Linked DNA regions of Homo sapiens: region 1 is linked to region 2. A link is a loop called in an ENCODE intact Hi-C map of the cell type or tissue named here. Cell type or tissue: endothelial cell of umbilical vein. All regions are shown on one strand. Each heading gives the region's core, and the rest is flanking DNA. Links, peaks and the distances in the headings are about the cores only.

What was found. Hi-C counts contacts between places; a loop is a spot of excess contacts. Peaks named below come from ENCODE experiments on the same cell type or tissue, not always from the same donor. Only the 100,000 strongest peaks of a DNase experiment are listed, where the experiment ranks them.
Region 1: it touches region 2 in a loop (3-fold over the local background); 16 of 110 quality-filtered maps call a loop at or near these places.

The regions. Positions count from the first base shown.
Region 1 is chr7:95,390,524-95,406,523 of GRCh38, reverse strand. PON3 (paraoxonase 3) reads left to right here and starts at 10,149. Exons shown (of 9, transcript NM_000940.3): 1 at 10,149-10,247; 2 at 11,810-11,880. The coding sequence starts at 10,174. LOC107986822 (a long non-coding RNA gene) reads right to left here and starts at 10,052. Exons shown (of 2, transcript XR_007060439.1): 1 at 9,496-10,052. PON2 (paraoxonase 2) reads left to right here. Exons shown (of 9, transcript NM_000305.3): 8 at 277-405; 9 at 1,036-1,662. The coding sequence ends at 1,194. In endothelial cell of umbilical vein, for the core only: no CTCF peak of the experiment used is centred there; no DNase peak of the experiment used is centred there; H3K4me3 peaks cover 843 bases.
Region 2 is chr7:95,469,390-95,485,389 of GRCh38, reverse strand. It overlaps LOC107986823 (a long non-coding RNA gene), which reads right to left and starts at 14,578. Exons shown (of 3, transcript XR_001745286.2): 1 at 14,456-14,578; 2 at 13,328-14,235; 3 at 11,388-11,697. It also overlaps a transcript of ASB4 not described here. RefSeq lists enhancers at 14,783-14,832, 13,741-14,940. In endothelial cell of umbilical vein, for the core only: CTCF peaks have their summits at 6,456 (motif pointing right) and 8,228 (motif pointing right); a DNase peak (open chromatin) is centred at 8,269.

The sequences.
Region 1 (16,000 bases), core at 5,251-13,250, 81 kb after region 2:
TGATCATTGTGCATCTTTTAAAGGAAAAGGAGTTCAGTTTTTAAGATAGATTTTTACAGAGACCGATTATCACCCTAACTTTCTTAATTTCAGGGAAGAAGAAAAGTGGCTCCAAACCAGTTTTTAATACATTCCTTTTAAGCAATATTGGTGTTAGAAGGTGGAAGCAGGGCGATGTGTAATTTCCTCACATGCATAGAGGCAGGAAGGTTACCTCTAAATTATTTAATCAAGTTTCTCATGTCATTTAGATTTTGACAATTTCTCATTTGGAAGGTACTTGAGCTGGATACACTGGTGGATAATTTATCTATTGATCCTTCCTCGGGGGACATCTGGGTAGGCTGTCATCCTAATGGCCAGAAGCTCTTCGTGTATGACCCGAACAATCCTCCCTCGTCAGAGGTTTTTATATTTTCAGTTTTTTAAACTTAATTATTCAAGTCCTTTTGAACTAATAATACAATAAATTGTCACAGGGATGATTTGTTTAGTTATTTTAAAGCAATAATATAATAAGCTTATGTCGTGGTTTTGTAATTGCGTTAAGCCAATAATTGGCAGAATGTTACATTGTTCAAATACTTTAAGAAAGGTAATCTTTTGATGTATTAAATTATGGTGGAAACTAGTCAAAAGGCATTTTTATAAAGACATGTGCCCTTCTTGGGTGGTATACTGGCAATTTTTAAAATATCTGATTTATTGTCAGCTCACCACATGATGTGATATTTGTTCATGTTGAAGTAGTGTGAAAGTAGGCACATTAGTATGAAAGTATTTCTATTAAAGCTGAATTGCTATAATAACACTAAATCCTGTGTTGGCATGGAATAACTAGATGGTTTTAAGAAAGTACTTTCTTTGAAGATTGGAGAAAGTACTTTAATTTAAACATTAAAAAGATTGGTAACTGCTATTTTCAACAGCATGTCCCCTTAATCAGTGTGTCATTGTGGAAAACAGGGCTTATTGATGATTGAGTGACATGCATGTACGGTGGTCTTATATTCATACTTTGTATCCCCTGAATAGGTTCTCCGCATCCAGAACATTCTATCTGAGAAGCCTACAGTGACTACAGTTTATGCCAACAATGGGTCTGTTCTCCAAGGAAGTTCTGTAGCCTCAGTGTATGATGGGAAGCTGCTCATAGGCACTTTATACCACAGAGCCTTGTATTGTGAACTCTAAATTGTACTTTTGGCATGAAAGTGCGATAACTTAACAATTAATTTTCTATGAATTGCTAATTCTGAGGGAATTTAACCAGCAACATTGACCCAGAAATGTATGGCATGTGTAGTTAATTTTATTCCAGTAAGGAACGGCCCTTTTAGTTCTTAGAGCACTTTTAACAAAAAAGGAAAATGAACAGGTTCTTTAAAATGCCAAGCAAGGGACAGAAAAGAAAGCTGCTTTCGAATAAAGTGAATACATTTTGCACAAAGTAAGCCTCACCTTTGCCTTCCAACTGCCAGAACATGGATTCCACTGAAATAGAGTGAATTATATTTCCTTAAAATGTGAGTGACCTCACTTCTGGCACTGTGACTACTATGGCTGTTTAGAACTACTGATAACGTATTTTGATGTTTTGTACTTACATCTTTGTTTACCATTAAAAAGTTGGAGTTATATTAAAGACTAACTAAAATCCCAGTTTTGTCTGTGTTTAATTCTGAAGGCATATGGCTAGGAGAAATGGGAAAGCAGCTGCTTCCTTATGGAGTTTGGATAGGCAAGCATGGCCATATTAATTTCTCTTGTGGAAAGCTGAAAGTGAATGGACTCTTAATTTGAAACAACAACAACAAAAATCAATGAAATATTGCAACTCAAATTCCCAGTTCCTAAGGAGGTTTCCATCAGCTCTCTTCCTTAATGGGAGTCCACTTTAGAGACAAAGAGGAAATAAGGGTTGGGACAGGAAGGTCTTGCCACCTCCTCATTGAACAGAACTGTGAACTAAAGCCAGGAGAATGAAGTCAGTCGTCCGTGACCACATGGTTAAGCAGCAGCAATGCTAGGATCAGGGCCGCGTGCCCAGCTCACAGAGGGAGAGTTTTTCTGCTCACTGTACCTCCTATAAAATCATCATAAGCCCTAGAGAGAGACTTTCATGTGTTTCTTTCCATTGTAATTTATCAAACCACTTTACTTCACTTCTCATACTTTTTCCCTATCATCATCATGAAAATATTTGTCAGTTAATTACAATATGCCAAACAATGCAATGAAAGTATTACATTCGTTATCTTATTTAATCCTAATTGCAGCCTGGAGTAAGTATTGATATTATATCACTGTTAACATTTCACAGATATTCAGTCTATTTCTGATGCCAGAGCCTGTACCGCTAACCACTACATGATGCTACTGCCATAGAACGAACTAGTATTTTATTACTGTTTTTCCTGATGTATACAGTTTCTTCATGTTTTGTAGATATGTTTGAGTTCTGCTTTTAGATGAATCATTTAATGGATTTTAAATTTAAATTTCAGTAGTATTCTTAAATTTGGCCTGTATCCATTTGGCCTGTGTTGTTATTTATATATTTAAGTAGTTTGCTACATATTGTATTGGATTTATTTCATGCTAAAATAATTATTTTCTTTTTTGTTTACATTGTCCATGGGAAAATGCTAAGTCACAGATGAATACAGCAAGATTAAATATTGCAGACCTAGGGATCCAAATGAAGAACTAGATGTTTTAGATTTTATGAGATTATATCAGACTATCTAAAAAGCTACATTTATAAAAAGTACTGGAATACAGTAGGCATAAAACAAACTTGGTTTCTATTGCATTTATTACAAATTTTAGAACAAAACCATGTCCTTTGCAGCAACATGGATGCAGCTAGAGGTCATCCTAAGCAAATTAATGCAGGAACAGAAAACCAAATATTGCATGTCCTCACTTATAAGTGGGAGCTAAACATTGAATACACATAGACAAAAATGGGAACAACAGACACTGGGGACCACTAGACAGAAGGGAGAATGAGGCTATGGGCTGAAAAACTAACTGTTGGGTACTATGCTCATCACTTGGGTGACAGGACCATCCATATCCCAAACCTCAGCATCATGCAGTATACCCAGGTAACAACTCTACACCTGTACTCTTTCACTACCCCCTCAAAAAACACTGGGGAGTACAATTTGCTGGATCATATGGTAGAAGTATGTTTAATTTTGAAGGAAACTGCCAAATTATTCCAAGTGGCTATACTGCTTTGCATTTGCACCAAGCAGTGAATGAGAGCTCCTATTACTCCACATCCTGGCCAGCATTTGGTGGTGTCAGTATTTTGGATTATACTATTATGAAGTGGTATCTCATTTTGATTTCCAATTACCTGATGACATAAAATGTTGAACATTATGCTTGTTTGCTATCTGTATGTCTTCTCTGATAAGGTGCCTGTTTATACCATTGGCCCATTTTAAAAATCTTCCTTTTGTTGTTGTTTTGTTTTCTTATTAAGTTTTAAGAGTGCTTTGAATATTTGGAATAACAATCTTTTGTTAGGTATGTCTCTTGCAAATATTTTCTCCCAGTCTGTTGCTTGTCTTCTCATTCTCTTGACAGTGTGTTCTGCAGAGGATATTTATTTTTAAAAACAAAATCAGGGCACCTCTATAAGATAATATAGCCACTTCAAATGATACTACAGAATATTAGCATAGACATGTACTCACAGTGTATTTTGAATAAAGCATGCAAGTATTTTAAAAAAATTTATTTGGACAAAAGTATATGTAAGTTAATAAGCACATGTATGGCCAGCCACGGTGGCTCACTCCTGTAATCCCAGCACTTTGGGAGGTTGAGGTGGGCGGATCACCTGAGGTCGGGAGTTTGAGACCAGCTTGACCAACATGGAGAAACCCCGTCTCTACTAAAAATACAAAAATTAGCCGGGCGTGGTGGTGCATGCCTGTAATCCCAGCTACTCGGGAGGCTGAGGTAGGAGAATCCTTTGAACCCGGAAGGCAGAGGTAGGTTGCGGTGAGCCAAGGTAACACCACTGCACTCCAGCATGGGCAACAAGAGCAAAACTCTGTCTCAAACAACAACAACAACAACAGCAAAAAAAAAAAAAAAAAAAAAAAAAGCACATATATTATTTATCTTAGAAATAAAAAAAATGAATAATCTCTGATTTTTGGCTTCTCTGGACCATGAGGAATTCTATCAAACTCAGTATATTGTGCACTTATTTATGGTGTCTTCTCTCTGATCTTATACTGAGCTGAACAATTGAAAACAACTGAAACTGTAATTGGGATATGACACCATGAGGTGAATATAGGTCTTACAGGTGTGTATGTGTTAATTCTTTTTACTCCAAGATTCCGTTTAGTGACAATAATTGTTTTTTTACTTTTACAAAACCTCAGCTCTTTTATAACAAATGTGAACATGAATACTTAATACAAGGAGTAAGAAAGATTAAATATAAGCTATAATACAGTATTTTTTTCATGTTGCATATGGATTAATCCTTAATTGCAACTCATATAAAGCTGATTCTTTTCTCTGGACTTTGATTTGCTCAGTTTGAGTCCTATCTTGGAGTCACAGCCAACCTAGGCTAGTGAATATCTACTCTACTCAGCAAAGCAATGAAAAAGTAACAGCTTAAAAGTAACCCACCGCCACACCAGCCACTTCTACCTTTCTGTGGCTACTTGTAGTTTTCATTACTCACACTGTTTTCCAGGGAAGGATTTCTGGGTGTGAGAGAAGGAGCTGGGTGGGAGAATCCCAGTAGCATTCTCTTTTAGCTTTCTGCCCCTGCTTTTCAGCACTTTTCTTCTACTGTGTTTTAATTTTCATTCTCTTTTTATGAGTTTAAGTACACTTTGAGATATTTAAGGAGATCTGTATTTATTTTTCTGTGAACTTTTTTTTTCCTTCAAGGATGCTGGCCTTTTTCTATGAATTTCTAGTTCTTCATGTGTAAAGGAGGGAATTATTTTTCCAGTTCATAACTAAATCATCCATTATGCAATTCTTGACAGGGATTGAAAACATCAGGAAATGATGTTTTCCATTAGAAGAGAAAGCAGTACAGATATTTTCAAACTTTTAAAATGGAACCTGGTTGTCCCATCATAGGCAGTATTGAGTGCAGAAGACATTACTCAGACCTTTCTTAAGAAAGGGCTAATATAAAAAATACATTTATTACATGAATTGATTCAAGGCCTGAAAATGATGATTAGGATAAACATGACTTTTGTCACTCCACTTTGAAGAAAACTCTCCAGATTTCTCCTACAATATAAAATGGAAACCACAGCTTTAAATGGACTCTCTGAGGCTGGGAACAGTGGCTGACACTTGTAATCCCAGCATTTTGGGAGGCTGAGGCAGGAGGATCACTTCAGCCCAGGAGTTCATGACCAGTCCGGGCTACATAGCAAGACCCCCATCTCTATGTTAAAAAAAAAAAAACTTTAAAAAAAATTACTACAGCTTTATATATAAGATATATGGTGGCACCTGCTGTAGTCCCAGGTACATGAGAGGCTGAGGTGGGAGGATCACATGAGCCTGGGAAGTAGAGGCTGCAGTGAGCCATGATCACACCACTGCACTCAAGCCTGGCCAGCAGAGTGAGACCATTTCTCTAAAAATTGTTTAAAAATGAATTCCCTGTTTTTCTATTCATATTGCTTCTGTTTCTTGGTCCCCATATCCATAAATACAGCCCTCTTTAGCAGATTCTCCAAGCCTAGACACCTTTCATTTCTCCCTCTCCCTCACCACCCCTTTGCTCATATCCAAACAATTGCCAGTCCCTCCACCTAAACATTTCTCAAATCCATACAATTCTAAGAACTTTGAGAAACAATCTCCTCACCTTCTCCAATCACCCTCACATATCTCACCCAGAAAGGCATCTAACTATCTCCTAGCCTCCAGGAAGGGTAAGTGCTCCACCTGCTCCATAATCCACTCTCATCATTGTGTAGCAATGTTTCTAAAACACCTGCCAAAACATGTTACTTCCAGTGGCTTCCCAATGCCCCTTAGAATATAATTCAGGTTTCTTAACTTGGCCTACAATCTGCCTTCCTCTCCAGATTCAATTCTCACCATCTTCTTCCCAAATCTTTAAGCTCAGTGATTCTCAAAGCATGGTCCCTGGGCCAGCAGCATCAGCATCACCTGCAAACTTGTTAGAGATGCAAATTCTCAAGCCCCACCCCAAATCTAACAAATCTCAAACTCTGGGTCTAGGACTCAGCAATCTCTCTTTTAAGGAGCCCTCCAGGTGATTCTTAGGCCTGCTGAAGTTTGAGAACCACTGCTGTATCCATACTGGACTATTTCTGTTCCAATTCCCCTACTTGCGGATACCCCGACCTCTTTCTGTGAACCTCACCACCCTTTCTCCACTTAATTAACTCCTTCTCCTTGTCATACAATCTGACAAGTTCATGTAATATGTTGAATCTACCTTGAGATGTGTTCCAAACTAGAGTCGCTGAGGGGCTACCAGATATTGATGAAAAATCCCCTGAAGACAGTTAAAGTGGAAGATAAATCTGGAAAGAACCTTCCTGGCAAAGTGTGGCCCCTCAAGGATCCCCCCATTCACTTGGTGCTTACATAGTGAAATGTGAGCCTGCTGGAACCCTGGTGCTCATCCTGCTAAATACACTCAGCGCAGATGATTCCTAGCACACCACAGGTTGCACCTGAAGTCCTGAGTGGGGGAACCTTCCCCATGGTGAGTTGCAGGAAGTCACCAAACAAGGTATCAGACTTTCACTACCTGACTTCATTATTAAGTGCATCTTCAGAATGAAATTGAGAATTTTATTTAAATTCAGATATACCTAAATATTTAATACTTAAATAAGTATAAATTTAAAATAATAAATTTTCTAAATAATAGAAGTCATTTCTTAAAATAATACAAATATCTGGTCCTCTAGCATTTCTCTCTTCTGAGCAGCACTAGACTCATTAATGCCATGTAGTCGTACCCAGGTTTTAAACAGTGGTTTCTATGGCTTAGGACAATGTTTCCTAATGTTCTAAAATCCATATCCTCTTTTTAAAAAACAGCTTTATTGCAATATAATCATAATCTCTTTTGATTTGTTGCTCTTTTTCTCTATCGCCACCTCTTTTTCTTGGCAAGATTCACTGATAGAAACAATCTTTTTAAATTAAAAATGTAGCGATTGTAAACATGATCAAGATATAAAGTTTGAAAATTTTAAACATTACAGAGGGTCGTACAGTAAAAGCAAAGTCTCCTTCCATACTCACTGACCTCCCCACTCTCCACGACCCCAATCTTCTGCTCTCAAAGTAACTACTCTTCAGTTTATGTCTAGATTGTTTATATATATATATATATATACACACACACACACACACACACACACATATGTGGATAATATGTAATTCCCCTAATTTTATACCTTAGAATTATACCACATGTATATTCTGCATCCCCCTTAATGGCATTTTGATTATCAATGGTGTGGGACTCCCTAGATCTATATATAGTATTGTGTTACTTACTGTTTAAACGTATAGCATTGAATTTGGTCTACATTAGCTCTTTGAAAGCCCCACTATACATATAAGGAAAGAAGGGTCCAGAGGTGGTGATAAGTGATTTCAAAAGATTAAAGGGCCAACTACAAATGGAATTGGATCTTGAATTTAGGCCTTTTGAATTTATCTGTCCTGCTCTTTCAAAGTCAACAAACCCCTTTTACAATACTGATGTACCTGTGGCCTCTTGACCAAGTCAATTTGGCCTATTGCCAAGAGCAGATTTAGATGGTGACACTCGATACAGTGGCCTCCAAAGTTTGGAATTCTTTAATGCTAATTTACCATGCTGGGGATTTGAATTACTGATTATGGTATTCGAATAAAAACTAACCACTTCTAGGGTTTAAAGTTAATGTATACACACACACACACACACACACACACACATGCACACACACACACAGAGACTCCTCTGCCTAAAGTGAAGAATTTTTAAACAAATTATAGCTAACACAGAACTTCAATCAATTGCCCAAGAATACGCTTCTTTCTTTACCCCCTTCTTCATGCTATGCTGCAAACACAGTGATAAGGAACATGAGCTCTAGAGTCACCTGATCTGAGTCCAGATGGAGGCACTGACACTTAGTTATGTAACCTTAAGTGAATTATTACTTTACCTCTCTAAGCCTCAAAGCCTCACTTTCCTTCTTTTTAGTCCCATCAAACTTGCAGCAAGCAATTCACTTTACTTCTTTGTAGGTAAGGTTAATAAGAAGTAATGTGACAAGGCATGCAAACGCTGAGTGAAATAATAATATGACTATTATTATTTCATTATTCATTCCATTTATTTTTTATTCTTCTAATTTTTCTTTCTCCCAAGTCCATATTTTACATCCATCCATCTAATCATATTTATTGAGTCATTATTAAGCACAAAGTTCTATGGATGGCACGGGAAAACCCAGTGATCAATGCGATGGAGTCCTTCCCACAGGAGCCTACAATCTCAAGCAAAGTTCAGAATTAATTAGTGGTTAATCTTTACTGACTTCATAAAACGTATCAAGCACAGTGCAGAGCACTTGACACTCATTATCACATTTAATTTTAAGCTACCTATGAGGTGGACGTTCTTTTACAGAAGAGGAATCTGTAGCTCAATAAAGCTGAGTACTTTATCTAGGCTGGATCCAAACCCAGGCAGCCTGACTCCCAAACCCTGCATGCATGTCTACATCACACCCCAGGCCCCTCAGCTCTGTGAGCCCTCCTGACTTCGATTCCTCCTCTGCTTGCACTCTTTTAACATTAGTCATCTTAACAAGAACTCTAATCTATACAATTCAAGACGTTACACTGTCCTTTTAATACAACCCTTCTTCCATAGATTTTCTAGAGGCAGCATGGTAGAGGCAGCTCAGTTAAGGGCCCAGATTTTGGAGTCTGCTGCTTGACAGCTGCCTGACCTACAGCAAGCCACATAAGCAATCTGTGCTGCAGGTCTCACCTGTAAAATTGGGGTAAGGCTACCCACACTCCAGAGATTGTGTTGATAATTAAATGCGTTAACATAGGTGTCAGCACAGGCAAAGCACACAGTCAGTACTGCATAAGCGGTGGGCTTCATTATTCATCCTGTAATTACGTATTCATACTAGAATCATGTATCCCATAGGTCAGGGACCACCTTTTCTTTCCTTAATACCCCCAGGATTGGCAAATCTTGCTCTCTCAACAAATAGTTTACTCGGTGGAACCTAACAGAACTAATATTTCTTTCTGTCCGTAAATAAAAATAGATCATGCTTGAATGTGCTACTTTGCCCGAACTCCCCAAGTCTTCCCGCATCTTCAGTTCCTCCCCCTCCAACCTGGTGTTCATCAGGAGAGGGGAAAGAGCATTTCTTGCCTGGCAGGAACTCAAGACCTAGAAGAAAGAGGGCCTACCCTGCCAAGGAAATGACCTTCCCCTTCCTCGCCTCTGCTCCTCTTCCCGTTTCCTGTCTTTTCCTTCTTTTCTCCTGGTGTTTCCTTCTCCCGTTAACTATGGGGACAGACGCAGCTATTCACAAGTCCGTCTGGGCAGCACACTCCGAGGTAAGGCACGAAGGTCAGGAGACAGGTTCCCGTGCCCCAAATCCTGGAGAAGATGAGTTAAAGCTCTTCGCTTCGATTGCCTTCGCCCTTCCCGCGTCTCGGGAGCAATTCAGTGTCGCCTCACGTCTGGCCTTGCAGAAGTCCGGAGTTCCGGCTCTGAACTGGAGCTCCCCGCCATTCCCGGGCCCTCCGGTTTCTCCCTCAGGCCATCTGAGGAATTGAGGTAGGATTTCGCGGGTGTTAGGAGCAAACTCCCACCACAACTCGGTCCCGGGCTCCCTCTCCGTTGAGCCTTGACCTCTGCCCAAAAAACAAGGAATCGTGGGCGTGAAGGCGGCCTTGAACCCGGGCGGCGGGGCTCGGCGGGACTCGTCAGCGCCCTGCTGCGGCACCCGGGCCGCTCAGGTAAGTAGGAGGCGTGTGCGGGCGGGGCCGAGCGGGCCCCAATCCGTACGCGAGGCAGGAACCGCCCGCCGCGCCCCCGAGAGCTCTCGGCGCCGCGCAGTCGCCGCTGGGCACCCCGAGACCATGGGGAAGCTCGTGGCGCTGGTCCTGCTGGGGGTCGGCCTGTCCTTAGTCGGGGAGATGTTCCTGGCGTTTAGGTGAGTGGCATCTTGACAGGGCGTCTTCGACTCTCTTTCTCTCCTCTTCCAAGTGAGGTCAGGGGCTGCCTGGCGCCCCCTTCCTAGCGGGTAGGAAAGAGCAGCTTTGGAACCTCACTCCTCCATCTCACCCAGCAAACCGCCCCTTGAGACTCGCTTATGGGGAAAGTGAGCTACTTGCGTTTCCAAAGACTGCCGAGCCGAATTAGTCCCATTTATTTTTTGAAGGTTATGATCCCCCACTTTGCTTTCTGAAGGTCATGACCCCCTTTTACTTTCTGAACGTGATGACCCCTTTCCCAGCTCGCCCTCAACATTCTGCTTGGGAAAAAAGGACGTCCATTGGAAACGCCGGACTTGGGAGAGAGGATCAGGCTACCAGTTGGATGTTTACGGCTGACTGAGACATTGCCCAGGTCTGGCTAACCATGCAGAAGTACTGGGTTATGGAACCTATCCTAGATTTAAAGAGCTGGCCAGACAGCAGGGCAAACCAGCTGAAACCTGCAGGCGGTAACTGGCATTTTGTAGGCATTTGACCTTTTGAAGTGGAAGATACAATGGTGATAGCCAGCCTAGAAATGTCTCAGGAAAAGTCAATACTGGGCTAGAAAGAAGAACCTTTAAGTGATAATACACATTCATGAGTGGATCGAAAGCCTCTGCTTGCTTTCAGTTGTCTTTGAGTGTTTATGTATTTCTCTTAGTTGAAGCTGGTCTTCTTAGAGGATCACGTCTAGAATCTGTTGAGGTGCCTGGTGCCTATTAGTAATACTTCCAGTTTGAGAGTTTTATTGTTACATTTGCTCCCAGTGCAACCACATGGAGAATCATAAAATAATAGTAATAATAATAAAGTAGATCTAAGGGTATTTTTTTAAATAAATGACTGTAAGATAAGTATTGAGTCTTTCTGAATATACTTTAATAAAAATTTTAAATTATCCCTGATATTAGAAGAATGTGGAAACATTCCTTTTCACTCTGGAAACAAGAAAATTGTGTTGAAAAATAAATCGGCCAATTGTTTAAATTGTGGTTGGTTTAATGAATTTACATACTTGCGGAGTAAGTCAGCATAAAATTTAAAAATTAAAGCAAAAGTGATAGAGTTTGACTATTAGGAGACCCTGTTGAATTTTGGGAAAGCAGTTTGGAAGGAAAAGTTCAAAGGGCAAGACTGTAGGGGATTAAGTGCAGATTTATAACAGACGATACTTTAGAAAATTAGGGCTATTTCGTGCATTTAAATTAATAATATTGTTCAATTACTCATACTATTAAATAGTGTCTTTTATTTGGGCAGCAGAATTTTCCATGTTGAATCATATTATACAGTTTTTCAGCAATAACTGGGTAAGGTTAGCTGATATAGGTAAAATACCCACATAATGTCTACATTATGTAAATAAACATGAAAGGAAGTACCTACTTACTTGTTATGTCATTCATAAATTATGATAAAGATAGTTAACCAACACGAAGATGATTGAAGTCCACATTTAAACATACATTTTGAATGCTGTGCCTTGACTTCCAGGGTTGGGTTTTATCTTCTACAGAGAAAGGGTGAATGCCTCTCGAGAAGTGGAGCCAGTAGAACCTGAAAACTGCCACCTTATTGAGGAACTTGGTATGTATGTGACAGTACCAAGAGGAGCCAGCACAGCTTCTTGGTCGTCATCCACCTGACTGAGCCCTACCAGCTCATTTAATTACCTGTCACTACTTAAGCCCTCCCAGTGGGACATCTGCCCCGTCCACTCTGCCCCATGCAAGGTCTTCAGGGGTGTACTAAATGACATTCTTTGTGGGTTTTTCTCAGCACATTTCCTTACTGACATCTCTCCACATTACCTAAAGAATGTCATTGACCACTCCCTGGTTTTCCCCTCACTGAATGCTTCTCCTTTCCCATCTGTGGTATTTCACTCTCCTCCTTGTCCTCTGTTACCTTTCCTTTTTTTGCTTCTTTCTTCTTTCCTTCCTCCCTCCCTTTCCTTATTGTCATTCCTGGCTTCAAGTGTTATTTTTTTTCAAATAATATGACTCAGCCCCTCCCCTCAAGAACCTCACAGCAGGCTGGGCGCAGTGGCTCACACCTGTAATCCCAGCACTTGGGAGGCCGAGGGGGGCGGATCATGAGGTCAGGAGATCGAGACCATCCTGGCCAACATGGTGAAACCCCATCTCTACTAAAAATATAACAATTAGCCGGGCATGTTGGCGGCGTGTGCCTGTAATCCCAGCTACTCGGAAGGCTGAGGCAGGAGAATCACTTGAACCAGGGAGTCATCGGAGGTTGCAGTGAGCTGAGATCGCGCCACTGTACTCCAGCCTGGCGACAGAGCGAGACTTTGTCTTAAAAAAAATAATAAACGAAGGAACCTCACAGCCTACCTACCTTCTTTTAAAAAAATTCATAAAAAATCCATGGCCCAGTCCCTAACCTTTCAAACTGCAGCCCTTCTTTTTTAGTCAGTTAAAGGGCAGCTCCAGCTCAAACTCTCCCTAAGCTGAAATCTATTTTACATTTCTGTCGTTTTCTCCCTCATCCTCCCACCCACAACCAGCTCTGCTTCTAGACTTTTCCTATGTATGGTACCCCCATTCTCAAAAGATTCAGTTCAAAATCCAGGAACCATTGTTCCCCGCTTGTCCCTCATGCTTCTACGTGAGACATGGGCTAATCTCACCTACTAGTTAATGCCACACCTGCTTATTTGGGCTCCACAGCTCCAATTCTTCCTGACATTGCTAACAGAAAAATAAAATAAAATCAGGCTAGATTGTGTTCCCTGTTCTGGGAATATGTTCTTTCACCTTCTCACCTTTGCTTATGAAATTCCCTCCAAACTTACTGATTCCTCTGTCTCTGCTTACTAAAATCAGCTGCAAAATTCATCTCCTTCCTCTGAACTCTCACAGCACTCTGAAGCTCCGATTCACTTATGACACCTGCCACATGCCTTGTATTATAGCTAGCAGTGTTCTCTCTTTCACTATCAGATTGTAAACTCCCTAGGGCCAAGAACTGTGACTTATTTATTAGAATGTGATGAGATAGCTTATTTTGGGATATGATTTTCTATTTTATTGCTATATTTAAAAATACAGAAAAAGTACCCTTTTGATTTGAGTTTTCTGCCTTTTCTTGCCTCTCAATTTCTAAAAAATAAAGTAATCTGAACCTTGCACTCCCTAGTCTTAGAGGTGGTTTGTGCTAGCAGCTGGAAAGCAGAAGAAACCAAAGAAAACGCCTTTCCTGAATTGTTTTTAAAAACCTGAGCCCCTTCAAGGGATTCTGTTGGAGAAGGGATATGAATATGTGGATATCTTTGAATAATGGGGATCCTTACCCCACTGGCTGACAGCATTCTGGGAGAGGAGCAGGACCTCAGAAGGAATGGTTGCAAGGTATCTTTAGGGACGCTGGACCCTGTGTTCCAGCTAAGGTAAAGACCTTGTGTCAATGCATTACATGGAAGTAGCAGAATTGTCTAAATTAAAGGGACCAGTAACTTTGGCAATGAATAATTCGATGATACGTAGTGTAGAATGAATGCCAGATGGCCTTTCCAAAACATTCTGCTTAGGTTTAGAACCCACCACTTAAAATGATTTCATAACCCTAACAGACAAACCCAGTAATGACTCAGATTGGATTTTCCATCAACTTAGTGGAATAGGATATCAGAGTGATTTAATTTGATTTTAAAAATAAGGAAATGTGACATTTACTCATTTGTTTACTGTTTTGTGGTGTAGTAGTATTCATATTCACTATACAAATAACTGTCAAAATATATAAGCCTGCAAATAATCAAGAGGTATAATTAGACTAGATGATTGGTAGGGTCTAGTCTGACTCGAATTGTATCACTCAACTAGATTTGAGAAGGTAAAATTACAGTTAATATTGTGAGTCTTAGGTCAATGTTCTGATTTGCCAAATATTTTGAAGAAAATGGCTTAAATAGTTGGAAGCAGGCTGGGAGCAGAAGAAAGAAATGCCATGTTACTTCTCATGTCTATTGGCATATGTTTGGTGAACTAAACAAGTTAGAATGATGATGGGTCATGTGTCAGTAGGACAATACTGATATATATGTTTTGAAAAAGCTGCTTTATCAAAGGCCTGGTGACTATGAGCAGCCTGTTGAGTCCTTTACAAACATCTACATCATCCTCATAACCAATTTGTAAAGTGGATGCTGCTATCTATGCTTTGCAGATTAGGAAATTGACATACAGAAGAATTAAGTTGCTTGCCCAATGGTCCGGAACTAGGGGGTGATGGGCTTAGCTTATGAGCCAAGATCGTTTCCTTCTATGCCTTTTTACTCTCTGTTGTGTAACACTAACTTTCTGATCTACTGACAACACATTTTTTATTTTGGAAGCTTCAGGAAAGTATTGCAACAGTGGAAAACAGAAAATCTGAGATGCAAACAGCTGAAATATTACTAGATACAGGTTAATCAAAACAAGGCAGTCTAGATATTTAAATTAAGATAATGGATAAGATAATACTCACAAATCACAACTGGTTGAGGAGTAGAGGCTTTACAAAGCCCTGAAAAGCTGCTGAAGGATTTTAGGTAGGGTATAGTAGGCTGTAACAGAGCTGGAGAAAAATTCTTATTTGTGTTTTCAAGACCCAGACTTTTGAGGTTTATTTTATTGGTAGAAGAAACTCTTATTTTGTTTTCCTTCTCCAGCATTTTTTTCTGGGAAGAAAAGTTGAAAGGTGAAATATATCTTTCTCTGGAAATCATATCTCATAGATCTTTTTGTATTACGTTCATCTTTTTATCCAAGGCTTTTGAGGGTCAAGGATTGTTTTAACCAGGACGTTATCTGGCTGCCCTTGACATCTAATCAAAGCTGCACTTGAAATATGAATACTTCAGTAGGACTTTCACTAGGCAGGATTATCGAGTAGGTGGCCTCTGTATTTAATACCTACGTATCTTCTCTTCCACTCCTTTCCATTCTATAGCTTCCCATGTCTCCAATATATGCTTCTACTCCATAATAGGTTCCATGTGTTTTCTTAGCTGGCTATCAGAAACTTCTCTCCAAGATGTGAAGTGACGATAATAAAATTAACTGATAGTAATGCTTTGATGTGATCCTTTATCAGAGTGCCTGTAGGGGATGACTGGAGAAATGAAGAAAAGAGTAAAGAAATGAAGTTATGCCAAGTAGCAGTAGGGTTGACAGGCTAAGAAGCAGTAGGCACCTATTCATAAGACTGATTTTAGACTTAGCAGTGGGATTTTAATGATAGTTGTGCATAGGCTAATAAGTGTGTGGGAAAGTCTCAGAGGAAGGTATCCTGGGGGCTTTTGCTCCCACAGGTGCCATTGTTGCTGAGATGCATGGGGCCTGTCGTGCAGGCGTAGTGTAGGTGACAGCTCCTTTTTCAACTTGTTCTCAGTCAAAACTTACTTATTATATGTCTCTTTCCATAGAAAAAAATGCTGAAAACTAGCTCTTACTGAGAAAAAAGATCTAACTAAACTTTCATATTAATATTCAGTAATCTTTCATATTCATTTATACTCATTAGTTTATTACTCAATAATTTCCCAATATGATTGTATAATGTAGCGTTTTAGGCTTTACGTTGGAAGAGAAGGAATGCTTGGCAGAGAGGCCTGTAATAAAAGACCTTCACGATTATGACTTTCCAGATTTTATCACTGAGTCTATAGAGCAGCCTTCTATGGGGGATAAAGCTGAATCTC
Region 2 (16,000 bases), core at 3,511-11,510:
GAGGAGGTGGGGAGACGGTCCGGGGCAGGGACTCTTTTAGGTAAAAAAGAAACTGAAGAGATAAAACATTTAAATGCAACATGTGAATGAACTTTATTGAATCCTGTTTTTTAATCAGCTAGAAAAGACAGTATTGTGGAACTATAAATGTGGACTAGATATTACTTGACAATATAGAAGTGTAATGATAAATGTGGTTATGTAAAAAAAATTCTTACTCTTAAGTGATACATTAAGGGATAAATTGTCATGATGTCTAAAACTTCTTTAAAAATAGCTCAGAAATGCAGACAGATAAATAGATGTGTGTGTATGTGTATATACATATATATACATATATACACATATATATACATATATACATATATACACATATATACACACACATATATACATATATACACATATATACATATATACACACATATATATATGTGTGTGTAAATAGAAACAGAGAGATAGCAAGTGTGGCAAAAACTTAAAGACTTGGTGAATCTAGTAAGGGATATATTGGTATCCATTACATTATTCTTTCAGCTTTTCTGTAAGTTTGAAATTTTTCAAATAAAAAGTTGGAGAGAAAAGTATACACTTAATTTTTCTTACATAAAATCATTAAAAATTAGGAAAATTATAATAGCAAGTTCTAAAGAGAATGCAAATAAATTGCATTTTTATATGTCGTTTGTGGAAGTCAAAACTGGTGCAAACTTTCTGCAGAATAATTAAAAACATGAATTTTTAAAAACTTACAATGATACTATTTGATTCTTAGAATTTACTTAAGCATGTAAATGATGCAAATCACAACATAATTTTAAACTTATTTTATTGATGTGTAATATAAATGCAAGAAATTGGCAAGTTACAGGTATACAGCTTGTCAAATTTTTAGTGAACAAACTCATGTAATCAACATTGAGGTTAAACCATAGACTAGTTCAAGTTTACCTGAAGCCCCCTTTATGTCCTCTTCTAATCAAAACACCTGCCTCAAAGAGATAACAATAAATCTTAACTTCTAATACTATAGATTAGTTTTGTTTGTTATTTTTTTTTGAGACAGGATCTCACTCTGTCACCAGACTGGAGCACAGTGGTGTGATCTGGGCTCACTGCAACCTTTGCCTCTCAGGCTCAAGCCATCCTCCCACCTCAGCCTCTGGAGTAGTTAGGACTATAGGCATGCAACCAGCACATCTGGCTAAATTTTGTGTGTTTTTTTGAAGAGACAGGGTTTTGCCATGTTCCCCCGGCTGATCTCCGACTCCTAAGTTTAAGCGAACCTCCTGCCTCAGCCATCCAAAGCGCTGGGATTACAGCCATGAGCCACTATGCCTGACAATTTTTTTTTTTTTTTTTTACTTTTTAATGTTAAACATTTTACAATTTTTGAAGATTTTAAATTATATAATTTTTGAAAAATAGCAACAACAAAAAGAGCCATATATGGAAATACTTCCTCAACCAAGGGATTGGCTCCCAACTGACTCTCTGTGACACACTGCTTTTGTTGAAATTGTATTGGCATTTTTAGGGAGCACTTTGCAAGTCTGTTTTATGCTATTGTTATGATTCTTTCCACAAATACCCATCGAGTATCTACCATTTGTCAGACACTTATTCTGGGCACTGCAGATACAGCAGTGAACAAACACAGAAATCCCTGCCCGTGTGTAACTTAGCTCACTAACAGATTTAAGTGGCGATGGGAATCCCTAGATCGCCTCCATTTCCCATACACTAGAATTTGTCACAAAGCTGCAAATATACTAAATTTCATACAAAAATAATATAGTTTGTTTATATCTAATCATTTGATCTGATCCCCCATTATGGGTCTCCCCACCTAACTCAGTGGCAAAAAGAAGGACAATTTAATTTTGTCCAACCTGATGTGTTAATCTGATCCAAATATTTAGCAGTCTCTTTAGGTAAATGATCAGTCTCTTTGAATAAAATTCTCTGTGTTTGAGAGTTCAGGCTTTCCCTCTAAGAGAGCTTCAGGGAATATGGGATACATGGAGGAACAATATTCACAATGCTAATATTTAACAACTGGTATTAACTAGAAGAGACTTTTGTCATAAATTACCAGTATGGCCAGACCACGTGTATCAAGTGAATAGCAGTCAGCAGTAAGAGTGCAGCTTACGAGACCTCATGGTGACTGAAAGAAAAGGGGGTCCTCAGATGGACTCATTGTCCTCTGGACCCTCCCTGATATCTCCGTGGCAGAATGGGTCGTCACTTACTTGGTCCTATCTGGCTACTAGAGTGTGTGATTCTGATCATTTGACTCCAGTTTTGATGTTCTCAAACGCTGCAGCCCGTCGGCTGACAAGGACGATGAAGAACAAGTCATCTTCTATTGTGCCATCTTCTTAGGGCCAGAATAGACATGAACCTAAGCTAAGGAATGGAGTTCCCAAGGGGTCTACATTCTCTCTAATGCTGAGCCGCTAACCTCAGTGTCCTCGAACTTCCTCAGGCATATCTGGTTGTTTCTAAACCACCCCCCATCCCATCAAAGTTCAACCCCGGAAGAAGTGTGTGAGGAGGGCTGAGTACATGCCATCTGACCCCTGGATCAGGCTATATATCCTCTCATAATCCATCAAGACTTCTAGCCTTCCTAGCTACAAGGGTCCAGTTGGACAATTTACTGCCTCTCTAGCTTTTCTTTTTCTCCCTACGTCAGCAAGCCTATTGATCTCCCTCCAGAGGTGGAATGGTTATCATCTTTGCCTTGTGAAAGAAACCCTATGACGTGAGTCCTTCAGGCGTGGTCCTTGAAATGCTAAATAAGGAGATAAGGTGATTTAGAAATATCCTCATTTCCTAATCCTTGAGTCTCACAACGGCTGTCTTTGTAAGTGTCTGCATTGAGACTTAAAGCTGATCAATGGACAGATTGTCCTTCAGTCCTTTCCTCAGGTTGGCAAACTTCAAAACTTGGCCCTCAAGGTCAAAGGCCACAGGGAACATGACTTCAGAATGAAATTTTAAAGCATTGCTTTAATATCTGGATGCAAATTTAAAATTTTAGCCTAAAGAGATGGCTATAATTTTTCCCACAGAAGCTATTTCAGTCTTGTCCCATAGCTATATAAATAAATACTGTATCTAAACTTCGTGGAATAATCCAAGAAAACAAACAAAGCAAATTTTCATTTAAAAAATGTATCAAGTTGAAAATGTTATCTATATAATTCTGCTAAAAATCAATTGATTATTTTACCTGAGCAGCAAAGGATAAAACTTACAGATTATTTGCACCTACAAAGCAAATAGCAGCTTAATTAAATTGCCCATCAAAGTCCTTCTAACATAGGAAGCAATGCCACCAATGCTAATAGCAGGTGTGAGACCTGCCTCCACTATCCAAGCCACCGCTTCAACTCACCTCAGGAGGTCAAATTACACAGTGGTCATGTTTCACACTGTCTAGTCAGGCCTGTCAGAAATTCCTGTCTCCTCAGCTCTTAAAAATGAAAACTCTCCATTCTATAAGATGAGCTTTTTATTACTGTTTCATTACATGTCCAGAACAGTGTCCTTTGCTCTTGAAATAGTATGAAGACCTTTCTGACAAGGCAATGATGTGGCAAGTGGCCCGTAAGACCCTGGTGTACTCTCTGGGGACCCATGGCTGAGACAGCAGGCACAAAGTCCCAGATGCTTGTCTGTGTACAACATAATCTGTCTACTTGGAATATCTTCTCTGGAACACAAATGGCTCCTTGGTTTATCATGGCATTTAAACATGAATTTGATGCTACTAAGCCACAATCACTTATCAAATGCAACCATAGGGAAGAAATTTGAAGCCAGCTAGAATTGGAAACTAGAATTTCTGTGGCAACAGAACCCCTTGGGCCTCCTGACTTTCTCAGCAGCTGAATTAGATGTCCTTGCTATTACAGAAATGGATGATTAAGTGGTCTGACATCCCTTTCTTCTCATCTGTTATACTTCTGTAATATGTAGCATCTTACTTATTACACGTCATCTTGTTGTTTTTTTTTCCTTTTTTTGCTATTCTTTTATAGGTTAGTGTTAATGCTTAGCATAAAGATGCCTTTGTTTGTAAGTAACACCAGCAACTGGAACTGAACCAGTAAAGATTTATTGGTTCCTATAATGGAAAATTCCAGTTGTAGTGTTTGGGTTTCAGCAGAGGTCTGATCCAGAAGTTCTCAATGTCAACAAGGCTCTTCCAGGCAGGAGGTATTATTTGTGGTAAAATTTTAATTGTTATCATTATTTCTAGTTTACAGATCAGGTAAACTAAGAATCAAAGACTATAAATGAATTATACAAGGTCAGATAGCAAATAAGCAGCAGATATAACACTCAAGCCTAGATCTTGACACTCCCAACCAATGTTCCTATTGCTCAAATGGATTTTTATATGGTTTTTTTCAGGTTAATTAGATATTCTATTTGATCACTGAGTAATCTAGTAAGAAATCAGCTCACATTTAGCCCTTCATTCAATAAATATTTTTTGGGAACTTACTATGAGCCAGACACTGTATTAGTTATCTTTTGCTGCATAGCAAATAACCTCAAAATGTATTGGCTTAAAGCAACAGTCATCATTTATTATCTCTCATGGTTTCTGTGGATCAGGACACAGTGGGAAAGGCTTGTCTCTGCTCTATGATGTCTGTGGCCTCAAACTAAAGACACAAAGGTCGGGGGTTAGACAATCCCCTTTAAAAGTGGCTCAGTCACTTAGCTAACAAGTTGATGCTGGTTATGTGGTTTGTGTCCATGTAGTTCTCTCCATTGGCTGCTTGAGTATCCTCACAACATGGTAACTGATTTCTCCCAGAATGAAAGATCCAAGAGAGCCAGTTGGAAGCTGCAACATCTTTTGTGACCTAACCTAGGAAGTCATATACCACTGTTTCTATCATATCCTATGGTCACACTGACTAGCACTGATTCAGAGTGAGAGAGGATTTTGTTAAAGGTGTGAAAACCAGGAAGTGAGAATCAATGGGGTCCATCTTAGCTACCACCTGTACTTTTTATAAGTACTGCAGATACACAAAGAAAGCATGTTAAAATCTTTACCTTTATGGAGCTTTTATACCAGTGGAGGGGCTACAAGGGAACAGACAAAAAAACAGACAGTAAGATATATAGTTTGTCACATGGTAATATGTGCTACCAAGAAAAGTAAACTGGGTAAGGTCTAGGATTGCAGCCACACCATAAGCCACCCTTGTATAGATCAGAACAAGGTGTGCTCCTGTGGACCAACAAGTAAGAAAAGTCTCCTCCACTTCCAGGTTGGTCCTGGGAAGGTGTTATGGCCCTGGAAAGCACTGCAAATTCAAATAAATGGTCAGAGAAGTATTCACTTGCCTTGAACAAAAACTTGAATTGCGGGAATAAGCTATGCTGATATTTAGGGAAAGAGATTTCTAGGCCATGGGAGCAGCAGATTCTAAGACCCTGAGACAAGAAACAGGAAGGGACACCAGGAAGCCATCCTATTCAGATGCCTGCACCTCTTTTCAGATATTTTTGAAGCTCAATGAAGCTTAGGAGTATAACTGATGAATATGCATTTATTTCCTTTCTTCTACTTCTTGAACCCAAGTCCAATTCTCTCAAAGCTAAACCCACAACAGCATCCTCATATCTGCTGTGTTCTAGGCCTGATACATAGTAGGTTCTCCAAAATGGCTTATAATTGATGATAGTTTTGTTTCTTCTGTAGACAAGCAATAAAGTGCATATTTTATCAGTGGATATTCAATATTTAACACAAAAAAGTGGGGCAAACACACAAAAAATTTTCAAACCACATTAGGATTTCAATGATCTATTCCCAGAGGCCATCTTGATTTGGGGGCATGGCCACAATATTATAATAAAGAGCCAGCAAGCTAGTACAATTAAAACTATACTTTTATAACAATACAGATCAATTCTGTGGACTAAGCATACTATTTCATAAGAATAATTACCAGGGTTGTAAAAATCACATGAAACAACGTATATAAACGTACTTTGCATATTGTGAAGCATTATAGGAGAGTTACATATTATTACTGTTGTTCATATCAGTGGACTAATAGAACATCACAATTTTTCCTGAGAAATACTAAGTGGTGTTATGGTGAAAGACCGTCAGACTGAGACACCTGGATCGTATTCCCAGCTCTGGTGGTCATAAGCTGTGTGTTTCAAATAATTCAAAATACCTCTCAGTGACTTCTTTTCCTGTAAGTAAAATGAGACCTACTAGACACACTCCTCAGCCTTTAGGGCTTTTTTCTCCCTTATGGAACACAGTGTCCTGGACATTGGCAAAGATTAATACCATTTTGCAAGGGCAGAAGACCTTGCTGAGATTTTTTGAAAGTCTTCCCTGTGGCAGCCATGTTATGGGCTGCCCTTGTCCACAGACTGATTCAGGTTCTGTCTTCAAGCAGTTGGGGGCGCTGGAAGAACTGCTAAGATGCTTCAGCGCTAAAGTTCGGCGTATTCATTCTCAATTGTAATTACATACTGGGAGCATGTGTGTTTAACATAAAATCTGTTCAACAATCCTCACAAATGGCAGAAATGATTGCTTTGTAAACGGGAGGGTCCAAAGTCCTACGCAAGCACATCTTCGCTTGGAACTCTATTTGTGGCCTGGCATCCCTCTCTTTGGAATGCTGAAGTAATTATTTAGCCGCTACTGCCCACTTCTTGGATCCCATATCAGCGAACAAACCAGCTGCCTTTCATGTAAGAGTATTTAAAGAATTCGTAGCTAATTACCCTGAGTGTTTCCGGAGAATCTTGGTCGCTGGCACGATGCTAGATTGTTCCGTTTCAGCGACTCTCTTTACAGGTGGTGGATGTCAGAATGGCTGGATTGACATAAGCAGTAACCAAGCACTGGCCCACCTGAATTTTGACAGACTATTCATTTCACGTCATCTTTGACTGTGAAAGACAAGGTTTTTTCAGATCAAACATCCCTGCCCCACAGAGGGGGCATTAGCTCTGTGTTCCAGGTCTCCTAGCAACTGACCTGCATTTACACGCCGTCCAGCACAGTTTAAACATCAACACCAGCTTGTATTTCCATCCCTCACCCAGTTACACACTTCACAACATCAACTCGAGGGAATAATTTACCATAATTTTGTCTCTTCAGAACATTTACCTCACAATTGTACTCCAGGCAGCATTTGCATCCTCTTTTTACTTTTGACAAATTTATGATGCAGAGGTGCAGTAAGAAAAAAAAATTATCCTTCCCTTTTAAGGGGTAAAGAAATTGGACTGTCCTCTGTAACGTTCTTTTTACACCCACAGTTGTCAGAAGCCAATAAGTTGTTTACCAATTGCAAAGATTCATCAGTTTTATTTTATACTATGGAAGTATCTAATTCATGAAGGAGCAATCCTCAACACAACACCAAAACTATGGGATATTGCAGGAAAAAAAAAATTGCACAACAAATTTGCAGACAAAGCTGCAGTTAGGAATGGGAAAGAGGAGTGGAGAGAAAGGGGGCACATATTTTCAGAAAACCATAGAAAAATAGTATACCTAAAGAGAAACAACACTCTTGCTTTTTAAAAGAACTTAATTTTGCTTGTAGAATCACAGAATTATAGCAAAAAAAAAAAAAAAGGTTCTTGTTAAGGGTATCAAATCTTCTCATTTAAGAAAAAAAGTACTGAGGCCATCTCACTTACATGTTTGCACAAAATTGCATAATTAATTAGTCGCAAAGCGAAGTCTCCAACCTAATGTCAAGCTTCATACTTTAGTTTTTGAACTACACAACGCTGCCTTTCTGTAGTTTTCTATAGTTTTGCATCTCCTCTCCCTAAACTGATAGTGTAAAGAAAAAATAAGCAGCCACACTAGTGTATATAAGCAAAGCATTCCACTCTTTTTACAGTAGATAAATTTGTGAAAACTTGACAAATTTATAAAATGAGCAATGTTCAATTATTATTTTATATATTTTTTGATGTGATAACTATATACTTGAGAAATTCAAAAGGTGACGTAGAGTTGACCCTTTGGCAAATATTTTAAGGATGCCATTTCAGAAAGGTATTAACAAACACAGCTTCAAATAACGAAGCACATTTTAAAGCCACAAACGTTTTTCTAGAGAGAGAATCAAAATTAAAACCGTGCTGCTAGTTGTCTTTTAGGGACTGTGTTAACACGTCAGGCCACATGATGGCAGTGTTCCTCGATAAATGAACCCGGAAGAACAGCTGCAGTATCCTGGGGAAAAAAAAAAAATCCAAGCCAATGCGGATAAAACGTGATCCAGGTTAAACCACAAATATGGATTTTAAAAATTTTGTTTTAATCCACGTAAACCATATCTTTCCTGATCATATTTTCCTACAATGAATTTCTCTACTGAGAATTTGCTATTGGTTTATGATTTCATAAAATAAATTTCAATATGTATCTAACAAATACATAAATTAAACATTGTTTGGAGGAGGAGTGGGTTGTCCCTTTATTGTTTGTTTTTGCTACAATGGTATTAAGAAGAACATTCAAAATAATAAGCTAAAAATGTTTCATACCATGTGTCTCCAGATTCTTTACAGACCGTTGTCTTATGAGTCTCTGTCTTTGGGTGTGGGAAAGCAAGACAAGCTTGCTTCTCATGCTCACAATTTTTCTCCTAGGCTGAAAATATTCCCTATAAGACCAGAGTGTGATTTCCTGAGTCCTTTCTAAAAAGGCGTGAAGCCACAGATGGAGGTTAAAGCAGCAGCTACTGTCAGTCAAGGCCCCAGGCAAGACTGTGAAATCAAAGATATTGTTCCCGTTTCCCAGCCCTGGTCTTTTCTAGTGTCTGTAGCTGCCCCTTGATTGCTCCAGGGGGTAAAAGAGCTAGGCTTGTCCTCTAGATCTTCCTTCCATTTCTTGATTTCTCATAGGTGAATTTTGTATTTTAAACATGGGCTGTGAGCTTTCTATAAATTTTTTTTTAAATATAAAAAAGAATGTCAGTCACCTGCAAGAGAATATTTTGGGACAAGCATGCAATACGCACCTACCTCACACAGCTAACAGCCTTGGCTGAAAGCTATCCGATGACTCTGGGCTGGGCTGGAAGCCTTGCCGCTGCATACCACAATTTGAACACTATTGACTGAGTTATTATTAGGTGTCTGACACTGTGATAGGTGTAGTAGGGACCGACAGATGTGTAGGATTCAGCCCCAATCTCAAGAACTTATAGACGAATGAAATTAGACCATACTGGTTATACAATAAGGCAGACCAGAATCTACTGTGCCAGAAATACGAAACACAGGGAGCTGGCATTATAAAAAGGAAAGATCACACCATTCGGTTTGAGGAATCAAGAAAGATTTCACAGAGGAAATGGTATTTGAAATAGGATCTTGGGATCTTGATATATAGAGACCGAAAAGTTCAGGTGATTTGATTTCTTTGTTTACACTGTGATGCCATTTAGGAAGGCACCCCATAAATCTTAACTAAGTAAAGATTCTTCACAACCTTGCCAGCTCATGGCAAGGATTAGAGATGGGGGAGAGAATGGCCATCTAATTTTACTAAAAGATAAAGAATATGAGCAGGAAAAATAGAAGATGACACTGGAATACATGATTTGGTTTTATAAAGACAGAAGACCTTGAATGCAAGTAGAGCAATTTAGCTATTAAATAAATTCAAGGCCGGGCACGGTGGCTCATGCCTGTAATCTCAGCACTTTGGGAAGCTGAGGTGGGTGGATCACCTGAGGTCAGGAGTTTGAGACCAGCCTGGCCAACATGGTGAAACCCCATCTCTACTAAAAATACAAAACTTAGCCAGGTGTGGTGGCACGCACCTGTAGTCCCAGCTACTCGGGAGGCTGAGGCAGGAGAATTGCTTGAACCTGGGAAGTGGAGGTTGCAGTGAGCCAAGATTGAGCCACTGCACTCCAGCCTGGGTGACAAAGCCAGTCTCCATCTCAAAAAATAATTAATTAATTAAATTCAACCTGCAATGGGGAGTCACTGACCACTGCCAATATTCTAGGTTGTGATTTTACTTCTAAATTCTACATCCAGGTGGGCGTGGGGAGGGACTATGTAAGGAAAGATGGTCATTGGCTATAGTGTAGTGAGTGTATAGTATATGACCCTACCTATTCTATTGACAGCCTGGATTATGACAGCACTTCTCAAATTTTTCGGTACTTCAGAGTCCTCTGGTGGGCTTGTTACAACACAGACTGCTGGGTCACACCTGACAGAGTATGAGTGAGATCTGAGTTCTTGTTAAATGCCAGTGTTGCTGGTCTAGGCACTATACATAAAAAACAGCTTGTCTATAGGCTCTACAGAACATTTGCCAGGGTATAGAAAGCCACCTCATCCTAAGGATCATATTGCAAAAGTATCTCCTGAATCCCTCCTCCTTAATTACTGTTTCTAAATCTCAATGATCAGTAACATCAGATAATTTTTACCTTAACTACATGCCTATTTGGGGTAAAACCATTTTACTGTTGAAAACATGGTATGCATAATGATATAAAAACTAATTTTTAGATGAGGCATGGTGGCTCATGCCATAATTCCAGCACTTTGGAAAGCTGAGGCAGGACTGCTTGAGCCCCAAGAGTTCATGACCAGCCTAGACAACATGGTGACACCCATCTCTAAAAAAAATTTTTTTTTAAATTAGCCTGGCATGGTGGCATGTGCCCGTAGTTTCAGCTACTCACGAGGCTGAGGTAGAAGGATTGCTTGAGCCCAGGAGGTTAAGGCTGCAGTGAGCCGTGATTGCACCACTGCACTCCAGCCTGGATGACAGAATGAGACCCTGTCTCAAAAAGAAAAACAAAAACTAAGTTTTAAAATAGGATTTTAAACTGCACATTCTGCAATCATAACCAGGTGTCCAGTTGTCAGGGTCTGGAATAACTTAAAAGATATGTACAAAAACAGAGATATAAAAAAAACAAATTGATAAGTGAGCAAGATCCCTTTTGGTAAATTTTGGTTCTTTAAAAAATCAAAGCACACAAGTTATTATCAACTGCTACAGTCCATGTATATCCTATTTTTATATTTGACCTCCCCAAAAGGAAAATATAAATAGCCAAGAAAAATAAATGTGTAAAATGGCAGAGACAATTATTAAACTGAATGTTCAAGAAAAGGAAAAGACTAAAGTTCAGCACATATGCATATTCGCTAATTTGAAGTCAGAAAAGTCTTTCGACCTGATTTAATGTGATCTTCATGTGATCTATAGTCTGGGCCAGATCAAGTAAGGGTGCGCCCCAACTTTTAGCAAATACCACACATAAAAATCTAGCTTTACAGAAAAGATCGAGATTCATTGAATGTTAAGGCTGAAAGAGTTCTGGAGGTAACTTATGGCTTTATTTTCAGTTAAGGAAGGTGAAGCCTAAAGATTAAGAAATGTCCCCAAAGCCATCCGGTTCCTTCTTTCCATCCCCCTTCTGACCTAACTCCACAGCCAGTGAGTAAATCCTCTTCCCTGCTCTCATTTTCCACACCATTCGTGGGTAAAGACCACAGGGCGGCATTGGCTTAAATCAGGCCTGGAGTCCCTGACCATTGTTCCCCATCTGTTGGTTCTGTCTCTCCAGCAATGATTGCAAATGCCTCAAAAACAGGAACCGCTTCTTCAATCCTCTCCTGAATTCCCTATGGATACATGAAGAGGCTGATTATTCCGTTGATTAAAAAAAAAAAAAAAGGAATCTCCAAATTACAAAAGCATTCACAATGGCATCTGTATTCTATAGGCTCTTTCAGGTTGCAAGAGCAAGGGAGACCAATCGTGCTTCCCTCATTAATGGGGATTTATTGTAAGGACAAACAGTACGAGGTCTAGCAGCTGCACACCCAGCCAGGCTCCGCTGGGAACTCATCACTGCTTGTTATTGTCCTGGATAAACCTGTGGCTCTCACAGCCAGGCAGCTGCTCTCCTGACTTAACTGCTTACCCTCTCTGTGCCTTGGGTCCTTCACGTCTAAAATGGAGATAATAATAATACCTCATTGGGTTCTTGTGAGGATTAACTAAGTTGACATGTGTAAAGCCCTTACAAGGGTATCTAGGGCATAGTAAATGCTAGAAGATGTTAGCTATCATGATTAATTCAGTGCAATCCGACAGGTCTCCTTGAATGGGAAAGCTCTGACTCCTCTGACGGATAGAGGTGAGAAATTCCCTTTTTGTCTTCTTTGAGAATTTGACTTTTTTTCTCTCCTAGTTTCTGCTCATTAGGATCATTACTTCCCTGGTGGAGAAAATCAGCTCACTGCCCGTCCCTTCAGAAAAGATATTAGGAGCTACCGACTCCATGGAAACTTGCCACTGGTGAGCAATCATTTATTCTACTGCCAAACTGCTGGAGCGTGGAGAGAGGAAATAGAGGATTTAGCAGTTTGGTTTCCTTGTACTGAGACAGTTTGATTTTTCTCTACAAGTTTTGGCAAATCTTAACTATAGCATGCCTAAATTATGCAAACACCGTGGGATGGGAAGTGCACGTTTCTGGGTGGACCAGAGCTGAAATGTTATACATAGACCTGTGTTGCTCCTGAGGAGTGCTCCTTGGGGCTAGCTGCAAATCCAGCTGAGGTTAACCGCGTTTTATCATACTGCAAAGAAGCTCCCTTGTAGTTAACCCTGCTGTGGAATTCAGAGCCTGTCCTGAGCCTTTTTGCTTGAGGCTATGCACGTGGACCTTGGCAGAGCATCATTAAAACCCCTATTAGTGAGAGTAGACTGCTTTTCCCTGTGAGGAAAAGTATTACATTGCAGTAAAATGCAAATCCACTAACAGGCAACTGCAGATTTATAGCACTGCAGTTCCACAGGAATCACAGGGAGATAGAACCTTGTTTCCCCCGGCAGATTGGAGTTACTAGTGTGTACAAATTGCCCAGAATTCCACACAGGACCAGGTACATAATTTGCAGGGCCCAGTGCAAAATGTTCAAATATTATTGAGATTTGTTCAAATAGTATTGAGATTTTCAAGATGGCGGCAACAGATCATTCGTCTAAGCATCTGGTCATTCTGAACACAGGGTCCTGTGCTACTGCCCAGATTCTATGTGTCATTGAAAAATGGCACTTTCAATTTTGGACACATTTTTGGGGAAAGAATGTAAGTGCAGATATAAACCTTGTTAACCCAATTCCTTCAGCCTGGGGACACCCACACATTGGTAGATAATCAAAATGGCATGAGCTACTGAGCCCCCACCTAGTGTCATTATTGATATTGTAAGTCCCCTCCCACCACCACACACACCCACTGACCTCCTTTTGCTGTGAGTATGAGGACACTCACACTCCTCCTCTGATCCTTATGTTTTTTTGCTTTGTATTCAGTAAGAAATGGAATAGCACAATACTTAAGCGTATAGACTCAATACTACTAGTAGTTGTGCACCCTTGGGCAAGTTATTTAACCTCTGTGTGGCTCGGTTTCTTCATCTGTTAAAAAAAGCAGATAATAATAGTACCTGCCTAAGAAAGCATAGTGTTAGCACACATAAAATACTTAGCATTGTCCCTGGCACATGGCAAATGCTCTGGAGGTGTTAGCTGGTATTAACCTGCTACCTTTGCCCCAGCTGCAGTCAACTCCACTGTTGCCACCACTGCTGTCCTCTAAAGTCCTAATGTTCATGTAAGGGCATTCCTTTATGAGAAAAGAGGGCATTAAGCTAGGACCTCAATTAAGGGCCAAAATTAGACAATTATTGTTTATTTCCAAATGAGTTTAGATACATACTGTCACAGAAGTACACTGACAGTGTTGGAAGAGCCTTCAACTCTCATACAAATATAATTGCTAATAGGTGTAAACATTTTAACTACAACAGAAACCTATTTTGACATGTCTTCATTTTAAAATATACCTGGAGTCTGGAAAAATAGAGGTGGCCTTAGCAGTGTGGAAGGTCCCTGAAGCAACCACTCTTGATCATCCTCATTTTTCCTTTAATTATAAGGGCAAGAACAGAATTCACATTGTTTTGCAAATGAGGAAGCGTGCAGGAAAGAGGACAATAGCAATGGCCCTGGAGCTCTGGGGAAGCAAACCTGACTCAGACACCAACTCTGTTTTCCATGGGGCAAGCCACATCATTTGAAGGGGACGTGCGTCTTTTTTCCTGTAGAATGCAGTTCATAATGAGGGTCCTCCCTAGGTCATGGTGCTGCTGGCAATTGTGCAGGATATGGACATTAGAAAACACACTTAGAAATGAGCCAAGGGGACAGAAAAATGAGAAACATTTTGAGGAAGCAAACAAGAACGAAATCAATATGGCATCAACTAAATCATTTCAGGCATCAAGGATGACTGAAAATGGAAATATGGAATAAAGTAGGAGTTGAATTTAGGGCTCTGAAGGAAAACAAAGTAAAAGTTAAACTTACTTTGTAAACAGGGAACCACCCGGAGAGTTATTATGTTAATTTCTTTCTCTTCTTTGGTGGTGGCTTAAAAGAATTTTGAATAAAACATGTAAGTATCTTTCCTAATGGGGGGAAAAAAGAAAACCCTACCTTTCATTTCAAATGAGTTAATGGATGGGACAGTGCCTTGAAAAGTCCTATTATGAAACCAGCCAGAGCATTATCAGCCTTTCTTCTTAGATTCAGTCGCCACAGCTGCCAGGCCTGTCCAAACAGCAAACAGGAAATGAGAAAGGATCTGACACCACAGCTTCAGAGAGTTCTTACCGACCTCCTGGAGGTGTGGGGGCGGACAGAGAATCTTGAGCAAATATGTGTACTTTCCACTTTATTGATAAAAATATACTTTTATTGCACAAGATTTATCAAAGTGGCCCTGTCTACAAGTGTTTGTTCATTCTTTTAAAACATTTTTAATGGAAAAATTGCATTTTATTTGCTTAGATCTATGGATTAAGAGTTTTTTTTAAAAAAAGCATAAAAGTTCCTATTGCAGCAAATGATCAAAGAGAGCTGATTTCCTCCCATAGCTGTTCCTTCAGGTGTTTTTTATTCTGAAAGGTTATTTTCCTCTTCTTTTCAAAATGGTGCTCAGAATGAAAAGGCAATCTGTATTTAAATGTTTGCTTTATATTTCCTTTGTTATTCAAGAAATTGTGTGTGCCTGGACATTTAGTGTTCACATTACACTTATAAGAAAACTGGAACAAGTACTCTGAAACTGTATATCTGTAATTTGGGAGAATGTGTTTAAATTTAAAAAATAAAACTTTTTCCAGGAAGAGGCTCTATGCACAGTATCAGGATGGGGCTACTCCATTCAGAATCTGTTGCCATGGTGACCGACCTGGGAGCCTCGTGGGCTCTGTACAGGAGGCATGTGTGGTAATTATATAAGCTGAAGTGCTGTTGAATAACCCCAGGAAGGCAGGACTGCCACAGTGCAATTTCTCGGAAACCACTATTTAAAAATTCATACATCATAATGCCTTCTTCTTTTATATGAAAATCCGCCATTTAAGTATTTTTCTTACATCAATCTGATAAGACTGATATAACGGAAAATAGAACTTACTCAATTCTGAGCGTATAAAGTATGCCAAATGAGCTGCATTATATACTAACGAATTTATTTCCAATAACTTTATTTTTTATGAACGAGCAATGAACCAACAATTAAATGCATTACTGTTGTTCTCATAATAAGCCATATGACTTACTCCTTTTCTTTAATATGTAATATATAATAATTATAAAAGTATAAGTAGGCAATTGATTGAAACAATAAATCAATGCCATTTTTAATTGAATAAACAAGTGAAATTAGTTAAGCATGAAGTGCAATCAATACATATTTTCCGATAAAAAATGGAAAATTTTCTCATTCCTGTTCACATTTAACATTTTACATTGTCACATGTAGGTCACAGGCCACACTTGTAGGAGACAGATCATTACCTGACACATAGGAAATTGGTTTCTGGTGATGATGTAATGTTATTCTTT